Regions from separate parts of the Homo sapiens genome. Here region 2 is linked to region 1. A link is a loop called in an ENCODE intact Hi-C map of the cell type or tissue named here. Cell type or tissue: chondrocyte. All regions are shown on one strand. Links, peaks and the distances in the headings refer to the core of each region. The heading gives the core; the rest is flanking DNA.

What was found. Peaks named below come from ENCODE experiments on the same cell type or tissue, not always from the same donor. Only the 100,000 strongest peaks of a DNase experiment are listed, where the experiment ranks them.
Region 2: a loop joins it to region 1, with 3 times the contacts of the local background. A loop is called at or near these places in 6 of 110 quality-filtered maps.

Annotation. Positions count from the first base shown.
Region 1 is chr7:74,077,102-74,081,488 of GRCh38, reverse strand. No RefSeq gene overlaps it. Among named protein-coding and RNA genes, the nearest start is that of LIMK1, 4.5 kb to the left of the region's middle. In chondrocyte, for the core only: no CTCF peak of the experiment used is centred there; a DNase peak (open chromatin) is centred at 2,120.
Region 2 is chr7:74,273,319-74,277,705 of GRCh38, reverse strand. No RefSeq gene overlaps it. Among named protein-coding and RNA genes, the nearest start is that of CLIP2, 14 kb to the left of the region's middle. RefSeq lists enhancers at 3,024-3,093, 3,384-3,433. In chondrocyte, for the core only: CTCF peaks have their summits at 2,021 and 2,223 (motif pointing left); no DNase peak of the experiment used is centred there.

The DNA of each region.
Region 1 (4,387 bases), core at 250-4,249:
CGTCTGGATGCAGCGGGCAGGGCCATGTTGATGCTGTGCCCACAGTGCAGGGCAGAGAAGTGCATAGTGGCCTGGAGGGGCTGTGAGCCTGAGCCAGCTTGGTTGAGTGATGTTATCCAGTTTTGACTAAATTAACCCTCACAGAATGGACTCATAGTTGAAAACAATTCCTGCAAAGAAAGCACAGATTGGGCCTGGCGTGGTGGCTCACACCTGTAATCCCAGCACTTTGAGAGGCTGAGGCGGGTGGATCGTGAGGTCAGGAGATCGAGACCATCCTGGCCAACATGGTGAAACCCCGTCTCTACTAAAAATACAAAAATTAGCTGGGCATGGTGGTACGTGCCTGCAATCCCAGCTACTTGGGAGGCTGAGGCAGGAAAATCGCTTGAACCAGGGAGTTGGAGGTTGCGGTGAGCCGAGATTGCGCCACTGCACCCCAGCCTGGTGACAGAGCAAGACTCCATCTCAAAAAAAAAAAAAGAAAGCACAGATTGAAGATGATGCAGACTGGGTGCAGTGGCTTATACCTGTAATCCCAGCACTTTGGGAGGCTGAACTGGGAGGATCGCTTGAGGTCAGGAGTTCAAGACCAGCCTGGGCAACATAGTGAGACCCCCTCACATCTCTTCGGAAAAAAAAAAATTATCTGGGAGTGGTGGTGTGCACCTGTAGTCACAGCTACTCAGGAGGCTGAGACGGGAGGATCGCTTGAGTCCAGGATTTGGAGGCTCTAGTGAGCTCTGATCATGCCATTGTACAGCCTGTCTCAAACAAATAAACAAAAAAAAAAAAAAAGAAGATGCTAACACACCCAGATGAGCGAAAAGATGGAGCTGGCACTTCCACACCTTGTAGGAGCTCCTTGTCAGCCACAGTTCCAGGTGAAACATCAGATCTGACATATTCAGTTACATTGCTCATGCAAGATTTTTTTTGCTGAAAGCAAAAAGGATTTTTGCTTTTTATTTATATTTATTTATTTATTTATTTATTTTGAGATGGAGGTTTGCTCTTCTTTCCCAGGCTGGAGTGCAGTGGCACGATCCCAGCTCATTGCAATCTCCACCTCCTGGGTTCAAGCAATTCTCCTGCCTCAGCCTCCCAAGTAGCTGGGATTACAGGTGTGCACCACCATGCCTGGCTAATTTTTTGTATTTTTAGTAGAGATGGGGTTTCACCAGGTTGGCCAGACTGGTCTCGAACTCCTGACCTCAGGCGATTCGCCCACCTAGGCCTCCCAAAGTGCTGGGATTATAGATGTGAGCCATCTCGCCTGGCTGCAAAAAGGATTTTTGGACTTTTTTTTTTTTTTTTTTTTAAGAGAGACAGGGTCTCACTCTGTCACACAGGGTGGAATGCAGTGGCACGATCGTAGCTCACTGCAGCCTCAAACTCCTGAGCTCAAGTGATCCTCCCACCTCAGACTTCTAGGTAGGTGGACCCACAGGCACACACGCCACGTCTGGCTAATTTTTATCTTTTGTAGAGATGGGGGGGGGTCTTACCATGTTGCCCAGGCTAGTCTCGAACTCCTGTGCTCAATTGATCCTTTCCACTTTGTGTTCCCAAAGTGCTGGGATTATAGGCATGAGCCACTGAGTCCGGCCTGATAAAAGTTTTTTGTTTTGTTTTTGTTTTTTTGAGATGGAGTCTCGCCCTGTTGCCCAAGCTGGACTGCAGTGGCGCTAACTCGGCTCACTGCAACCTCTGCCTCCTGGATTCAAGTGATTCTCCTGCCTCAGCCTCCCGAGTAGCTGGGATTACAGGTGCCTGCCACCACGCCTGGCTAATTTTTGTATTTTTAGTAGAGATAGGGTTTCACCATGTTGGCCAGGCTGGTCTTGAACTCCTGACCTCAAGTGATCATCCCACCTCGGCCTCTTAAAGTGCTGGGATTACAGTGTGAGTCACCACTCCCGGCCAATAAAAGTTTTTTCTATGAGGAGTTGAGCGCCCCATGGGAATGGCTTACTCACTCTAGAGGTTAGAATTGCCCAGTTGCAAATTTGTGCCTGGCTGGACACAAGCCAGTGACAAGCAGGAGGCTCCTTGGGGATGCTGCTGTAACGTGAGCCCAAGGCTGTTGTTGAAGGCAGGGCCAGAGCCTGAGCTGTCCTAGCATGCAAAGCAGGCTGGCGTCATGGGATCCCTGCTGTCAGACCCTGCCTGCTCACATCTCGCCCACTCTGCGTGAGCTCACTCAGATGCATGGCTTGGTGACTCCTCTGACCTCTCCTCGAACTGCAGACACAAGAACCCGAATGTCTATTTGGGATCTCCACTTGGATGGCAAATGGGACCTCATACTTAATGTGTCCAGGTCAGAGCTCATAATTTGTGCCCGGATAGTTCCTCCCCAGGTGTTTCTTATCTCAGTAAATGACACCACCATCATCCAGTAATTTAGTTTAAACTCACAGACATTTTTTTTTTTTGAGACAAGATCTTCCTCTATCACCCAGGCTGGTGGGCAGTGGCACGATCAAAGCTCACTGCAGCCTTGACCTCCCAGGCTCAAGCGATCCTCCCATCTCAGCCTCCCTAGCTGCTGGAACTACAGGTGTACTATATGGCATGACTGCTCCCATTCCCTCTCTTGACTCCCTGCCTCTGATCCATTGGCAAATCCTATTGGCTCTATATGTAAAATACATCCAGAATTCCAGCACTTCTCCCTCCTTCTTGGCCTAGTTAGGTATTTAGAGCAACAGCCTCCCAAGTCATGTCCCTATGCCCTGTCATCCTGCAGAGCCTCTGAACATGTGTGACATTCCTTTGCTTTCTAACCCTAAGGTCCCTGCTTCTGCGCTTATGGGACCTAGCCTCTGGCTACTACTTTGCCCTTATTTTTATTCTCCTGTCAGTTTTGTTAAAATCATGATGGTCAGTCATGGTAGCTCACACCTGTAATCCCAGCCATTTGAGAGGCCAAGGCAGGAGGATCCCTTGAGGCCAGAAATTTGAAACCAGCCTGGGCAACATAGCGAGACCTCATCTCTAAAAAAAAAAAAAATTAGCCAGGTATGGTGGCACGTGACTGTAGTCCTAGCTACTTGGGAGGCTGAGGCAGGAGGATTGCTTGAGACCAAGTCTTGCTCTGTCGCCCAGGCTGGAGAGCAATGGTGCAATCTCGGCTCACTCCAACTTCTGCCTCCTGGGTTCAAGCAATTCTCCTGCCTCAGCCTCCTGAGTAGCTGGGATTACAGGCGCATGCTATCACACCCGGCTAATTTTTGTATTTTTAGTAGAAACGGGGTTTCACCATATTGGCCAGGTTGGTCTTGAACTCCTGACCTCAGGTGATCCACCCGCCTCGGCCTTCCAAAGTGCTGGGATTACAGGCGTGAGCCACCGCGCCTGGCCCCTTTCTCTAATTAAAAAGAAGAAAAATCGTGGTGCACCTCTCTGCTGTTCTAACTTCCCAAGTACGTGGTTGTTACAGGGCTTTTGACTTGAGGCCAGGTCCATTAACCATCCTAAGTTAGGGTGATAACATTCCTTGTAACTCTCCTCCCGGGCTTTTTATCTTCATAGCACCGATTTACCTGGCATTAGAGTTATTACTTATTCACTGTACTATATCAGTTTCCCCTGGCTGCTATGACAAATTACCAGAAACTTGGTGGCTGAAAACAAGACATTTATTTTCTCACAGTTCTGGAGGCCAGAAGTCTGAAATCAGATTGTTGGAAATCAATCCTGAAATCAATCTGCTGTGTCTTCTTTCAGGCATTTTATAGTTTTGGGTCTTACATTTAGTTATTTAATCTGAGTTATTTTTTGTATATGGTGTAAGATAAGGATCGAACTTTTTTTTTTTTTTTTGAGACAGGGTCTTGCTCTGTTGCCCATGGAGTGCAGTGGCATGATCTCAGCTCACCACAACCTCCGCCTCCCAGGTTCGAGCAATTCTCCTGCCTCAGCCTCCCAAGTAGCTAGGCTTACAGGTGCATGCCACCAGGCCCGGCTAATTTTTGTATTTTTAGTAGAGACGGGGTTTCACCATGTTGGACAGGCTGGTCTCAAACTTGTGATCTCAGGTGATCCACCCGCCTCAGCCTCCCAAAATGCTGGGATTACAGGTGTGATCCACCGTGCCCGGCCCCCAGACTTTATTCTGAGACAGGGTCTCGCTCTGTCACCCAGGCTGGAGGGCAGTGGCATGATCTCAGCTCACTGCAACCTCTGCCTCCCTGGTTCAAGTGATTCTCCTGCCTCAGCCTCCTGAGTAGCTGGGATTACAGGCACCCACCACCATGCCCAGCTAATTTTTGTGTTTTTAGTAGAGATGGGGTTTCACCATATTGGCCAGGCTGGTTTCGAATTCCTGATCTTGTGATTTGCCTGCCTCGGCCTCCCAAAGTGCTGGGATTACAGGCATGAG
Region 2 (4,387 bases), core at 197-4,196, 200 kb before region 1:
CAACATGGCATAGCCCCATCTCTACCAAAAATACAAAAATTAGCCAGGCATGTTGGCGCACATCTGTAATCCCACCTACTTGGGAGGGTGAGGCAGGAGAATGGCTTTGAGGTTTGGAGGTGGAGGCTGCAGCAAGCCAAGATCGTGCCACTGCACTCCAGCCTTGGTGACAGGGGGTCTGTCTTAAAAAAAGAAAAAAGGCTGGGCGCGGTGGCTCACGCCTGTAATCCCAGCACTTTGGGAGGCCGACGTGGGCGGATCATGAGGTCAAGAGATGGAGACCATCCTGGCTAACACGGTGACACCCTGTCTCTCCTAAAAATACAAAAAAAATTAGCCGGGTGTGGTGGTGGGCACCTGTAGTCCCAGCTACTCAGGAGGCTGAGGCAGGAGAATCGCTTGAACCCAGGAGGCGGAGGTTGCAGTGAGCCGAGATCGCGCCACTGCACTCCAGCCTAGGCGACAGAGCAAGACTGTCTCACAAAAAAAAAAAAAAAAGAAAAAAAAGGATGCCCAACAGTATCTAGCACAGCAACTCCTCTACTGCATCAAGGGTGCCCGCTTGCCCACACTCAGCTGCAAGCTGCTGTCTCTCCAAGTTTCTTGTCGGCCTGAGGCCTAGAGAAGAAAGCCGGTGTGTCATGAGTCCCCTCTCACCACTGACATTCCTGACAACTCCCCATCAGGAAGGAAGCACTGGGGCTGGAGACCGATGGTCCCTCTGGTCCCTTTGCCCTGGGTTTGGGATTCGCACCCAGGAGACCCATGGAATCACTGAGACCCCAGTCACAGCAGGGGCTCCAGGTGGGTGAAGGGGGCGGTGGGGTCTCTAAACCAGGGTACGGATGGGTTGAGGGGTTTCTTGTTCAGGGTGAGGGCAGGGTGGAGGTCTCTAAGTCAGGGTGGGGTGGGGTGGGGTGTAGTCCTGGTCTCTGTCCCCCACTCCTTTGGGTGACTTTTATACAGGTTTCTTCCCCCAGCGTGCTGGTCCTAGGTTTGGAAGATGAGGTGGGGGAGGTGCACGTGTATGGTAAATTGCTTTTGGTTTTGATTACAAAATAACGTACATATGAAGTGGCTCTCCAATGTATAGGCATGACTTCAGGATAAGAAAATAAACACCTATGTGAAGGACGCCTGGCTCAAGAAATAGAACTTTCCAGGTATCTTGGAATCCCCTAGTTTCCCCTCTCCATTCCCTCCCCTCCCTAAACATACCTGCTTAGCTGAATTTTGGTTTTCTTCCCTTTTCTTTTCTTTCTTTTTTATTTTATTTTTATTTATTTATTTATTTTGAGTCAGAGTCTTGCTCTGTCGCCCAGGCTGGAATACAGTGGCACGATCTCGGCTCACTGCAATCTCCGTCTCCCGGGTTCAAGCAATTCTCCTGCCCCAGCCTCCCGAGTAGCTGGGACTACAGGCATGTGCCACCACGCCCAGCTAATTTTTGTATTTTTAGTAGAGATGGGGTTTCACCATGTTGGCCAGGCTGGTCTCGAACTCCTGGCCTCAAGCAGCTCTCCTGCGTCAGCCTCACAAATAGCTGGGACTAGAGGCATGAGCTACCACACCCAGCTGCTGCTTTTTTTTTTTCCTGATAAAATTAAGTTTGTTCACTTTACAAAGTGAGCTTCACTTTGCAAAGTGATCCTTCACTTTGCAAAGTAATTTCAGAAGAGTGGTAAATAAGCTGTAGTTATGAATTTAAAATACAGATTTATTTTTAATCCAAGTTTTCAGGGAAAGTAACTTAGAGTGAGACATGCTTGCTTTAAATAACAAATCTATAAATGACACAAATCAGTATGTTAGGATGCTAGAGGACCCTGGAACATTTCAATTCAATTTCTTCATTTTAGGAAATAGGGAACTGAAGGTTATCTCTGGCAATCTGGAGAGGCCAGGAACCCACCGCAGGCCCCCTGGAGATGGAGAGGGAAACAGGCGGGTAAAGAAAGCCCCTCTACTTAGATGGGCTTCTTGGACCTGAACAGCTGCATGTCTGGATGTGGTGGGCTGTGAAATGATCCCTGCCTTGCTGGGTGGTGGGGGTGGAGGTGGCAGCCAGCTCAGCTTGGGACTTGTCTCCAAGGACCAGCTGTGCCCCTGGGTCCTGGCCTCCTGCACCTTTGGGTCCCACCAGTGAGCCTGGCTCTGCAGGTCACCTGCGCTCGGCGTGCCCTTGGCCCTGGTCTCCCACCCTGCATGTGCCCTGCTGGCAGCCACCCACAGTGTCCCCTGCAGGCAGGTGCGTGTCCCTGCAAGCACAACCCAAGCTTTTCTTCCAAAGTCATATTCCAGCCTTCTTAAAATGTGGGTTAGGGCCAGGCACCGTGGCTCACGCCTGTAATCCCAGCACTTTGGGAGGCCAAGGCGGGTGGACCACAAGGTCAGGAAATCGAGACCATCCTGGCCAACATGGTGAAACCCCGTCTCTACTAAAACACACACACAAAAAATTAGCTGGGCATGGTGGTGTGTGCCTGTAGTCCCAGCTACTAGGGAGGCTGAGGCAGGGGAATCGCTTGACCCTGGGAGGCTGAGGTTGCAGTGAGCCGAGATCGCGTCACTGCACTCCAGCCTCGGCGACAGAGCAAGACTGCGTCTCAAAAAAAAAAAAAAAAAAGTGGAATTGGGGTCGGGCGCCGTGGCTCATGCCTGTAATCCCAGCACTTTGGGAGGCCAAGGGGGCAGATCACTTGAGGTCAGGAGTTTGAGACCACCCTGGGCAACATGGTGAAACCCTGTCTACTAAAAATACAAAAATAAGCCGGGCATGGTGGCACACACTGTAGTCCCAGCTACTCAGGAGGCTGAGGCAGAAGAATCGCTTGGACCTGGGAGGCAGAGGTTGCAGTGAGCCGAGATGGTGCCACTGCACTTACTCTGGGCAACAGAGCGAGATTCTGTCTAAAAAAAAAAAAAAAATCCTGTTTCCCCAGGAAACCCCTCTTCCATGGCTGCAACTGGTTCTCCGGAATACTCCTTCCTTCTCCTACCCACAGTCCAACCAGGCTGAGGCCACAGATACTTGGAACTCCTCATCCCTGTCCTTACTTTTTTTGCCTCAAGTAAGAAATCAGATGACACATCAGACCCAGGTCCCGGGGAACTCCCTGGGAAATCAGACACTGGCAGCCCAAGGGTGTTTTTTTTTGTTTTGTTTTGTTTTGAGACGGAGTCTCGCTCTGTCGCCCAGGCTGGAGTGCAGTGGTGCCATCTCAGCTCACTGCAACCTCTGCCTTCTGGGTTCAAGCGATTCTCCTGCCTCAGCCTCCTGATGCACGCCACCATGCCTGGCTAATTTTTTGTATTTTTAATAGAGACGGGTTTCACCGTGTTAGCCAGGATGGTCTCCATCTCCTGACCTTGTGATCCGCCCACCTCGGCCTCTCAAAGTGCTGGGATTACAGGTGTGAGCCACTGTGCCCAGCCCCAAGGGTGTTTTTTTAAAGACAGAGGATATGGGATGGGGTGGTGCAGCTTTGCTCAGAATCCTCATCCTCAAGGTCAAAAAAATAAGAAAAAAAATTGAGTTAAGTCCAGGCGTGGTGGCTCATGCCTATAATCCCAACACTTTGGGAGGCCGAGGCGGGTGGATCACTTGAGGTCAGCAGTTCGAGACCAGCCTGGCCATCATGGTGAAACCTCGTCTCTACTAAAAATATAAAAATTAGCCAGGTGTGGTGGCGTGTGCCTGTAGTCCCAGCTACTCGAGAGACTGAGGCAGGAGAATTGCATGAACCCAGGAGGCAGAAGTTGCAGTGAGCCGAGATCATGCCACTGCACTCCAGTCTGAGTGACAGAGTGAGACTCCATCTTAAAAAAAAAAAAAAAAAAAAATTTTGAGCAAAATCCAACCCCACTGGAAATCAGAAAAAGGAAGAAAAAAAAAAGATTATGGGAAAAAAATATAGAATCTTGGTCCTATGTCCAGGCATGGTGGCTCCTGCCTATCCCAGTGCTTTGGGAGGCCAAGGCTGGAGCATCGCTTGAAGCCAGGATTTTGAGACCAGCCTGGGCAACCTAGCAAGACCCCCATCTCTACAGAAAAACCTTTTTTTTTTTTAGATGAAATTTTGCTCTTGTTGCCCAGGCTGGAGTGCAATAGCACGATCTCGGCTCACTGCAACCTCTGCCTCCCGGATTCAAGCGATTCTCCTGCCTCAGCCTCCCGAGTACCTGGGATTACAGGCACCCACCACCACGTCCAACTAATTTTGTATTTTTGGTAGAGGTGAAGTTTCACCATGTTGGCCAGGCTGGTCTCAAATTCCCGACCTCAGGTGATCCACCTGCCTCGGCCTCCCAAAATGGTGGGATTACAGGTGTGACCACCTCGCCTGACCGAGGTCTCTCTCTCTTTTTTTTTTTTTTTTTTTTGAGA